Regions from separate parts of the Homo sapiens genome. Here region 1 is linked to region 2. Evidence: read pairs that join two places in POLR2A ChIA-PET (ENCODE). Cell type or tissue: endothelial cell of umbilical vein. All regions are shown on one strand. Links, peaks and the distances in the headings refer to the core of each region. The heading gives the core; the rest is flanking DNA.

Region 1 (4,403 bases), core at 202-4,201, 800 kb before region 2:
AAACTGGCTAGCCATATGTAGAAAGCTGAAACTGGATCCCTTCCTTACACCTTATACAAAAATCAATTCAAGATGGATTAAAGATTTAAACGTTAAACCTAAAACCATAAAAACCCTAGAAGAAAACCTAGGCATTACCATTCAGGACATAGGCGTGGGCAAGGACTTCATGTCCAAAACACCAAAAGCAATGGCAACAAAAGACAAAATTGACAAATGGGATCTAATTAAACTAAAGAGCTTCTGCACAGCAAAAGAAACTACCATCAGAGTGAACAGGCAACCTACAGAATGGGAGAAAATTTTTGCAACCTACTCATCTGACAAAGGGCTAATATCCAGAATCTACAATGAACTCAAACAAATTTACAAGAAAAAAACAAACAACCCCATCAAAAAGTGGGCGAAGGACATGAACAGACACTTCTCAAAAGAAGACATTTATGCAGTCAAAAAACACATGAAGAAATGCTCATCATCACTGGCCATCAGAGAAATGCAAATCAAAACCACTATGAGATATCATCTCACACCAGTTAGAATGGCAATCATTAAAAAGTCAGGAAACAACAGGTGCTGGAGAGGATGCGGAGAAATAGGAACACTTTTACACTGTTGGTGGGACTGTAAACTAGTTCAACCATTGTGGAAGTCAGTGTGGCGATTCCTCAGGGATCTAGAACTAGAAATACCATTTGACCCAGCCATCCCATTACTGGGTATATACCCAAATGAGTATAAATCATGCTGCTATAAAGACACATGCACACGTATGTTTATTGCGGCACTATTCACAATAGCAAAGACTTGGAACCAACCCAAATGTCCAACAATGATAGACTGGATTAAGAAAATGTGGCACATATACACCATGGAATACTATGCAGCCATAAAAAATGATGAGTTCATATCCTTTGTAGGGACATGGATGAAATTGGAAACCATCATTCTCAGTAAACTATCGCAAGAACAAAAAACCAAACACCGCATATTCTCACTCATAGGTGGGAATTGAACAATGAGATCACATGGACACAGGAAGGGGAATATCACACTCTGGGGACTGTGGTGGGGTCGGGGGAGGGGGGAGGGATAGCATTGGGAGATATACCTAATGCTAGATGACACATTAGTGGGTGCAGTGCACCAGCATGGCACATGTATACATATGTAACTAACCTGCACAATGTGCACATGTACCCTAAAACTTAGAGTATAATAAAAAAAAAAAAAAAAAAAGAAAAAAAAAAAAACAAACCTCAACAAGGAAAGCTCCCTGTGAGCATACTCCGTTTTTCCCACTTTGTCAAGACCACCACGTGGGCCCAGGTAAACATTAAGAAACCTGGCTGGGCGCGCAGTGCCTCACGCCTGTAATTACAGCACTTTGGGAGGCGAAGGCAGGCAGATCACTTGAGGTCAGGAGTTCAAGACCAGCCTGGCCAACATGGTGAAATCGTCTCTACTAAAAAAAAAAAAAAAAAAAATACCAATATTAGCTGGGCACGGTGGCGTGCGCCTACTCGGGGGGCTGAGGCAGGAGAATTGCTTGAACCCCGGCAGGCAGAGGTTGCAGTGAGCCGGGATCATGCCACTGCACTCCAGTCTGGGCGACAGAGCAAGACTCCATCTCAAAAAAAAAAAAAAAAGAAAAAGAAAAAGAAAAGAAGAGAGAGCGCAAGCACCTATAAATGTAAAGAAACTTAAGAGATCAACCAATTCCATTAAAACAAGATACAAAAAGATAAAGATTTTGAGATATTTAGGGAAATTTGAATATTGATATTAAGGAATCACTGGGTATGATAATGGAAGTATGATTTTACAAAATCTTCATCTTTTAAAATTATATACTAAAATATTTATGAATAAAATAAAATGGCATTTGCTTCAAAATAATTAAGGATGAGTAGGTGGGGATATAAATGATACAAGATGCCCAAGCTGATCACCATTGAAGCTGGTACCTGCAGGTTCATTATACAATTCTCTTCCCTTTTCTATATGCTTAAAATTTTCTATGACGTTTTTAAAAGAGAGTAGTGGGTAGGAGGGTAGTCAGTGGGACAAATGCCAGGAAAGGAAGGGAAAGATAGATTTTTTAAATTGCAGACCTCGCTCTTTGGTCTTGGTAAGAAGCCAATGAATAAATTATGTCCCTACAGTATTCAAAAAATGGCTGTGAAACTAAGAAGGCCTAGTTAGTTATCTTGTTTGGTTTGGAGGTTTGGTAACAGAACAGAGCCCTGCCTAGCAGCAGATGTGAAGGCCTCTGAATATCGCTTTGGAATAACTGGGAAACAGAGACTAAAGAATATGGCAAGAAAGTGACATGACACCATGGGAAGAGCCTGGGTGACCTGTGGGCCATCAGATCACAGGCTGGGGAGGAGGGGGTGCTTTCCCTATATTCTCTCCTCTTGGAGTTTTGCAGGTGAGTTATGACCTAGCCCCCATGCAAGAGAACGTACAGGAAATTAGAGGTTAACCTAGCAGTCACATCCATGAGCTCTAGCTGATGACGGGACATCTGGGAAGGGCAATGGGACACGGCGGAGTGAAGAAGTGTGGCCTGGGGTCAAGGGCAATGTCACCCAACTTGGGGGGTAATGGAAAGTACACAGAAAAAGCACCTTCAACTCCCATTTCTGCTGACCACAGATCATTTAATCACATACCTACGCAATATCAAAAAAACTGTAATTACTAAAAGGGTACCATTTTTCACAGAAGGTACTCATGGCAATAGACCTCCCCCCTCCGCTTCTCTTCCGTTATGCTTCTGACTACAGGGCAGATGGACAAGCTCATCAGCTGGGACGTCATACCTTCAACAGCCCCTCTCAGTGTGGACGTGACTGCAGAGTCCAACTACAGCAGCAGCCACTGATGGGACTGCCTTTTCAATGTACTGGTACCACGGGACACACGGCGTCCACACCCCAGTGTCTGGGGATTTGTAGGGGGACAACATCTTCTCTGGAACTCCAGGATAAACATCATGTCTTGGTTATTTCAGTAAACATTTAAACACTGACCTCAGGCAGGATGCCATGCTAGGCATCACAGGGGCCCTCCCTTAACATTTTATCAACACTAGCACACCGGGCCTCCGAACAGCTCTGTCAGTGGACAGACACTGCACAAAAGAAAAAGAATTCACAATCTTAAGGCAGAGATGCCAAAATCAGCTCAGACAGTGGTTTCCCACAATCTGGCCTGGTTTGATCTCAGCAGCCTCCTTTCTTACCACCTCCTTCCACATCCGAGGGACCAGTTCTCAGGAACCACCCAGCAGTTTCATGCCCCTTATCTTTGCTGGAAAAGCTCCCCTGCTGTACATAATAATCTCCAAATATCTTCCAGGAATCTGCTTGAATCCCCTCTCCTTTAACGCTTTCCTTGACCCACTCCCTGGTAGAATTACTCACACCCTTCTCAATACTTTGAAGACACCTCCACTGAAGCATTTTGTAGTTTTAATCATTTATTTATATATCAAACTTATCCACAAACACTGTAAGTCCCCAGTGACTGCAACTGTGCCTTGCTCATCATGTGTGCGTGTGTGTGTGTGTGTGTGTGTGTGTGTGTGACTGTACTGTGAGTGTGTGTGTGTGATTATCTTTCTGTCTCCCCAGGTCGGGTAGTGACTTCAAGCCAACTCCCCTAACATTTGCCCTGGGAACCTCAGCCAATAACCTTCCAGGAACAGCCCACATAAAGATCTGAAATGTCTTGGCCAGACAGTATGAAGTTAGTTCTCGAATCAGTTGTTGGGAGTGAGGGAGGGGAGAGTCAGTCAATCAGACCTTGCCACATACTCCAGATTCTTCCCTCCTATGCTACCCTGGCCCATGGTAGGTACTCAGTATTTCATGAATGAATGAATCTTAGAAACGACCAAATTCAATCCCTTGCCTATCAAAAGTACTCAATAAATGTCTGTGGAAGGACAAGCAACTGAGGCTAACCTGAGCCAGACTGCCCAGTTCTGAATCCCAGTACCACTAATTACTACCAGTGCAACTTAAGCAAGCTTCTTAATCTAAGCCCCGATGTCCTCATTTATAAAATGGGTATAGTGGGATTGAGTTAGTTAGTATATGGAAGCAGTTGGAATAGTGTGTGGTACATGGCTGGTGCTGTATCACTATTCTCTCTCTCTCATACACACACACACAGACACACACACACGTGCTTGTAAGTATTCTTGCATCCTCTTATAAACTATGAGGCTGGGTTCATAGCAGACACACAATAATTGCTAAAAAATAAAAATTGCATTGAGACCCACAGTTGGGGCCTCAAATATATTTTCTTAATGATTTTATTATAACAAAGGATATCCAGAATAGCCTTTGTGAAGAGTTACAACTACATAGTTGATTAATAATGAAAAC
Region 2 (4,403 bases), core at 317-4,316:
CACTGCACTCCAGCCTGGGTGACAGAGCTATACTCTGTCTCAAAAAAAAAAAAAAAAAAAGTATAACACTTCCTGCAATTTCATGAGATATTCCGCATTTTTCCAATAAATTCATTCCCTCTTTTTTCTTTAAGTTGGCTATATCAGCCTTGGTTTATCACAAACAAAAAGTTTAACTCTTAAATTCTTTCAGATTTTCTCTATCTGTGGATATGTGTGAATATATAACATGTAATGAAAATTGGACCATACTCTATAAACCATTTTGTAAGAAACTATGAACATTTTTCAAAGACAATAAATATTATTTATTATTAACAATATAATAATGTATATATGTACTATTGTTTATTTAACCTACTTCTTATTTTTGGCCATTTAGGGGGTTTAATATTTTTCTCTATTATTAAAAACTTCTACTTCTTTTTTAGGGTAGATAAATTCCTGAAAGTCACATTGCTGGGCCAAGTAAATGCAATTTGGAAGACTTTTAATTTGTATAACCAAATTATTTTAGAAAATGTGTGCCAATTTACATTGTCATTCTTGGAGAATAATAGTAATTTCCTTATACGGTCAACAACATTAGAAATTGTAATTATTTTGTATCTTTGTCAATCTAGTAAACAAAATGACACTGCTTTGTTTTAATTTGCATTTGTTTGATCATTGTGAAATGAATATTTTTTCAACCCAAATTCGTGGCTATTTGTATAATTTCATTTGTAAATTGTGTGTTTTGGTGCTTGCTTTGGCGGCACATATACAAAAATTGGAATAATACAGAGAAAATTACCGTGACTCCTGTATAAGATGACATGCAAATTTTGAAGAGTTCCATATTTTCATAAGAATGATACAATGAACTTTCGGGACTGGGGGTGAAGGTTGAATGGGGAGTGGAGGATAAAAGACTACATATTGGGTACAGTGTGCAATGCTTGGGTGATGGGTATGCTACAATCTCAAAACTCACCACTAAAGAACTTATCCATGTTACCCAAAACTACCTGTACCCCAAAAACTATTGAAATAAAAATTTAAATTAAAAAATATTTTTAAAAAATATCTGTTTTGGTCCTTTGTCCACTTTTCTGTTGGAATTTTAATTTTTTCATTTTTAATTTGTAAGAAACATAAAAATATATATATATATTCAAAATGCATTTGATATTTGAAAAATATTTGTGCTGTCACTATTTTTCCAGTTTGATATTTGTCTTTTATTTATTCTTTGTTATTGTTTTTATTGTCGCTGCTTTACAGGAGTATTTACTTTTATATGACCTTTAGTCTTATTAATATTTTCCTTTGTAGTTTCTGATTTTTATGCTATGCTTCTAAGGGCTTTTCTTTCTTTCTTTTTTTTTTTTTTTTTTTTGAGTTGGGAGTCTCGCCCTGTTGCCCAGGCTGGAGTGCCGTGGCAGGATCTTGGCTCACTGCAACCTCCGTCTCCCAGGTTCAAGCAATTTTCCTGCTTTAGCCTCCTGAGTAGCTGAGTTTACAGGTGCCTGCCATCACGCCAGGCTGATTTTTGCATTTTTAGTAGAGACGGAGTTTCACCATGTTGGCCAGGCTGGTCTCGGACTCCTAACCTCAGGTGATACGCCCCCCTCGGCCTCCCGAAGTGCTGGGATTATAGGCATGAGCCACCATGCCTGGCCTCTAAAGGTTTTTCGCATGCCAATATTATATGAATATTCACCTACATATAGGCACACCTTGTTTTGTTACACTTCACTTTATTGCGCTTCACAGATACTGCATTTTTTCCAAATTGGAGGTTTGTGGCAACCCTGCATGAAGCAAATCTCTTGGTGCCTTTTTCTTAACAGTATGTGCTCACTTTGTGTCTCTGTGTCATATTTTGATAACTCATGTGATATTTTAAACTTTTCCATCATTATGGTGATCTGTGATCGGTGATCTTTGATGTTACTATTGTCATTGTTTTGGGGTGCTATGGATCACGCCAATATAAGACAGCAAACTTTTTTTTTTTTTTTTTTTTTGAGAAGGGTTTCACTCTGTCACCCAGGCTGGAGTGCAGTGGCACAATATCGGCTCACTGTAATCTTGCTTCCCGGGTTCAGGTGATTTTCCTGCCTCAGCCTCCCGAGTAGCCAGGACTACAGGTGTATGCCACCACACACGGCTAATTTTTGTGTTTTTAGTAGAGACGGGGTTTCGCCATGTTGGCCAGGCTGGTCTCAAACTTCTGACTTCAAACGATCCACCTGCCTCGGCCTCCCAAAACTCTGGGATTACAGGCATGAGCCACTGCACCCACAAAGACAACAAACTTAATTGATAAATGCTGCGTGTGTTCTGACTGCTCCACTCACTGGCTGTTCCTTATCTGGCTTCGTCTCCTTGAGCCTCTCTATTCCCTGAGACACAATAATATTGAAATCATGTCAATGAATAACCCTACAATGGCCTCTAAGTGTTCCAGTGAAAGGAAGAGTCACATGTTTCTCACTTTCACTCAAAAACTAGAAATGATTAAGCTTAGTGAGGAAGCCAGATGAAAGCCAAGATAAGCTTTCAAAGCTAGGCTTCTCATGCCAAACAGCCAAGTTATGAATGCAAAGGAAGAGTTCTTGAAAGAAATTAAAAGAGCTACTCCAGTGAACATACAAATGATCAGAAAGCAAAACAGCCTTATTGCTGATATGGGAAAAGTTTTAATGGTCTAGATACAAGATCAAAACAGCCACAACATTCTCTGAAGCCAAAGCTTAATCCAGAGCAAGGCCCTAACTCTTTTCACTTCTATGAAGGAAGAGAGAAGTGAGGAAGCTGCAGAAGGAAAGTTTGAAGCCAGGAAAGGCTGGTTCATGAGGTTTAAGGAAAGAAGCCATCTCTATAACATAAAAGTACACAATGAAGTAGCAAGTTCTGATGTAGAAGCTACAAGTTATCCAGAGGATTTAGTTAAGATAATTGATGAAGGTGGCTACACTAAACAACAGATTTCCAATGTAGATGAAATAGCCTTCTAGTAGAAGAAGATGCCATCTAGGACTTTCATAGTTAGAAGTCAATGTCTTCCTTCAAAGCTTCAAAGGACAGGTCGACTGTCTTTTTAGGGGCAAATGCAGCTGGTAACTTTAAGTTGAAGCCAATGCTCATTTACCATTCCCAAAATCCTAGGGCCCTTAAGAATTACACTAAATCTCATGCCTGTAATCCCAGCGCTTTGGGAGGCCAAGGTGGGATGATTGCCTGAGCTCAGGAGTTTGAGACCAGCCTGGGCAACACAGTGAAACCACATCTCTACTAAAATACAAAAAAATTAGCCAGGCGTGGCGGTGTGTGCCTGTAGTCCCAGCTACTCGGGAGGCTGAGGCAGGAGAATCGCTTGAACCCGGGAGGTGGAGGTTGCAGTGACCCGAGACCACACCACTGCACTCCAGCCTGGGCAACAGAGCGAGACTCTGTCTAAAAAAAAAAAAAAAAAAATTACACTAAATCTACTCTGCTTGTGCTCTATAAATGGAACAGCAAAGCCTGAATGACAGCACATCTACTTATAGCATGGTTTACTGAATATTTTAAGCCCACTGATTCGCCTGGTACAAAGTTGTTTAACTTTTTACATGAAATATTTGTCATCCCCTCCCCACCCAACCCACTCCGCCATTTGCTTTCTCTTATAACAAAGTCCTTAGTTTAGTATTTTCCAAGGTCAAACTCTGGGTTCTCTGCCCTCTAGTCTCCACATTCTCTAAGCTTATTTTTCATTTAGGTTTCTTATAGGACTGAGTATGGGACTGCAGTTTAGCTTGAAAAGAGACAAGCTTATATTACTTGAAAGGAAAGGGCATGTATTATGAGGTTTGCAGTATAACCTGAACTTTTTGCATTTTTAGGTGGAGAAAGGGGTCAAACAGCCTTGCCACATCTGAAGAGTTGACCTATGGCCTTGTTGTAAGGTAATTTTTTTGCTTTAGGGCTGCTACAGTGAGGAGTAAAGCTTTGAAGTGTATTGGGTTAGTAGAGATCTTGGTAGAAATGGAGAACTGTGTATTAGAGATTTTCATATCAAGCAGTTTATGGTATTTGTTAACATTTTCTAAATCTTTATGTCAGTAATTACATTCTTTTGAAACTCAGGATAAATATAGTTATTTCCGTTGCTTTATTTATTTAATAATTAGGTTTGCCAGAGATTTATCTCTTTAATTGGTTTTTGTTTTCCCAAAGAAACAGCTCGAGTTGATTTATCTGTTCTATCCATTTTTGTTTCCTAATTAGTAAGCTTTCACTTTCATCTTTATCATTTTAATCTTCTTGGTTTTCTTAGGATGAATTTTGTTTAAATCCTTGTCATTAAATGTTAAACATTTTTGTTATTCTGTTTTGTAATAAAAGCATTATTAAATGACAGTATTCCATTA

What was found. ChIA-PET counts read pairs that join two places held together with the same protein. Peaks named below come from ENCODE experiments on the same cell type or tissue, not always from the same donor. Only the 100,000 strongest peaks of a DNase experiment are listed, where the experiment ranks them.
Region 1: POLR2A ChIA-PET joins it to region 2 with 5 read pairs; 2 of 35 experiments call an interaction of 5 or more read pairs at or near these places.

What each region holds. Positions count from the first base shown.
Region 1 is chr9:112,794,958-112,799,360 of GRCh38, reverse strand. The region is part of intron 1 of SNX30 (sorting nexin family member 30); the gene reads right to left. Among named protein-coding and RNA genes, the nearest start is that of SNX30, 46 kb to the right of the region's middle. RefSeq lists an enhancer at 3,558-3,852. In endothelial cell of umbilical vein, for the core only: no CTCF peak of the experiment used is centred there; no DNase peak of the experiment used is centred there.
Region 2 is chr9:111,993,079-111,997,481 of GRCh38, reverse strand. It overlaps the pseudogene RNU6-710P. Among named protein-coding and RNA genes, the nearest start is that of LINC02977, 45 kb to the left of the region's middle. In endothelial cell of umbilical vein, for the core only: no CTCF peak of the experiment used is centred there; a DNase peak (open chromatin) is centred at 2,561.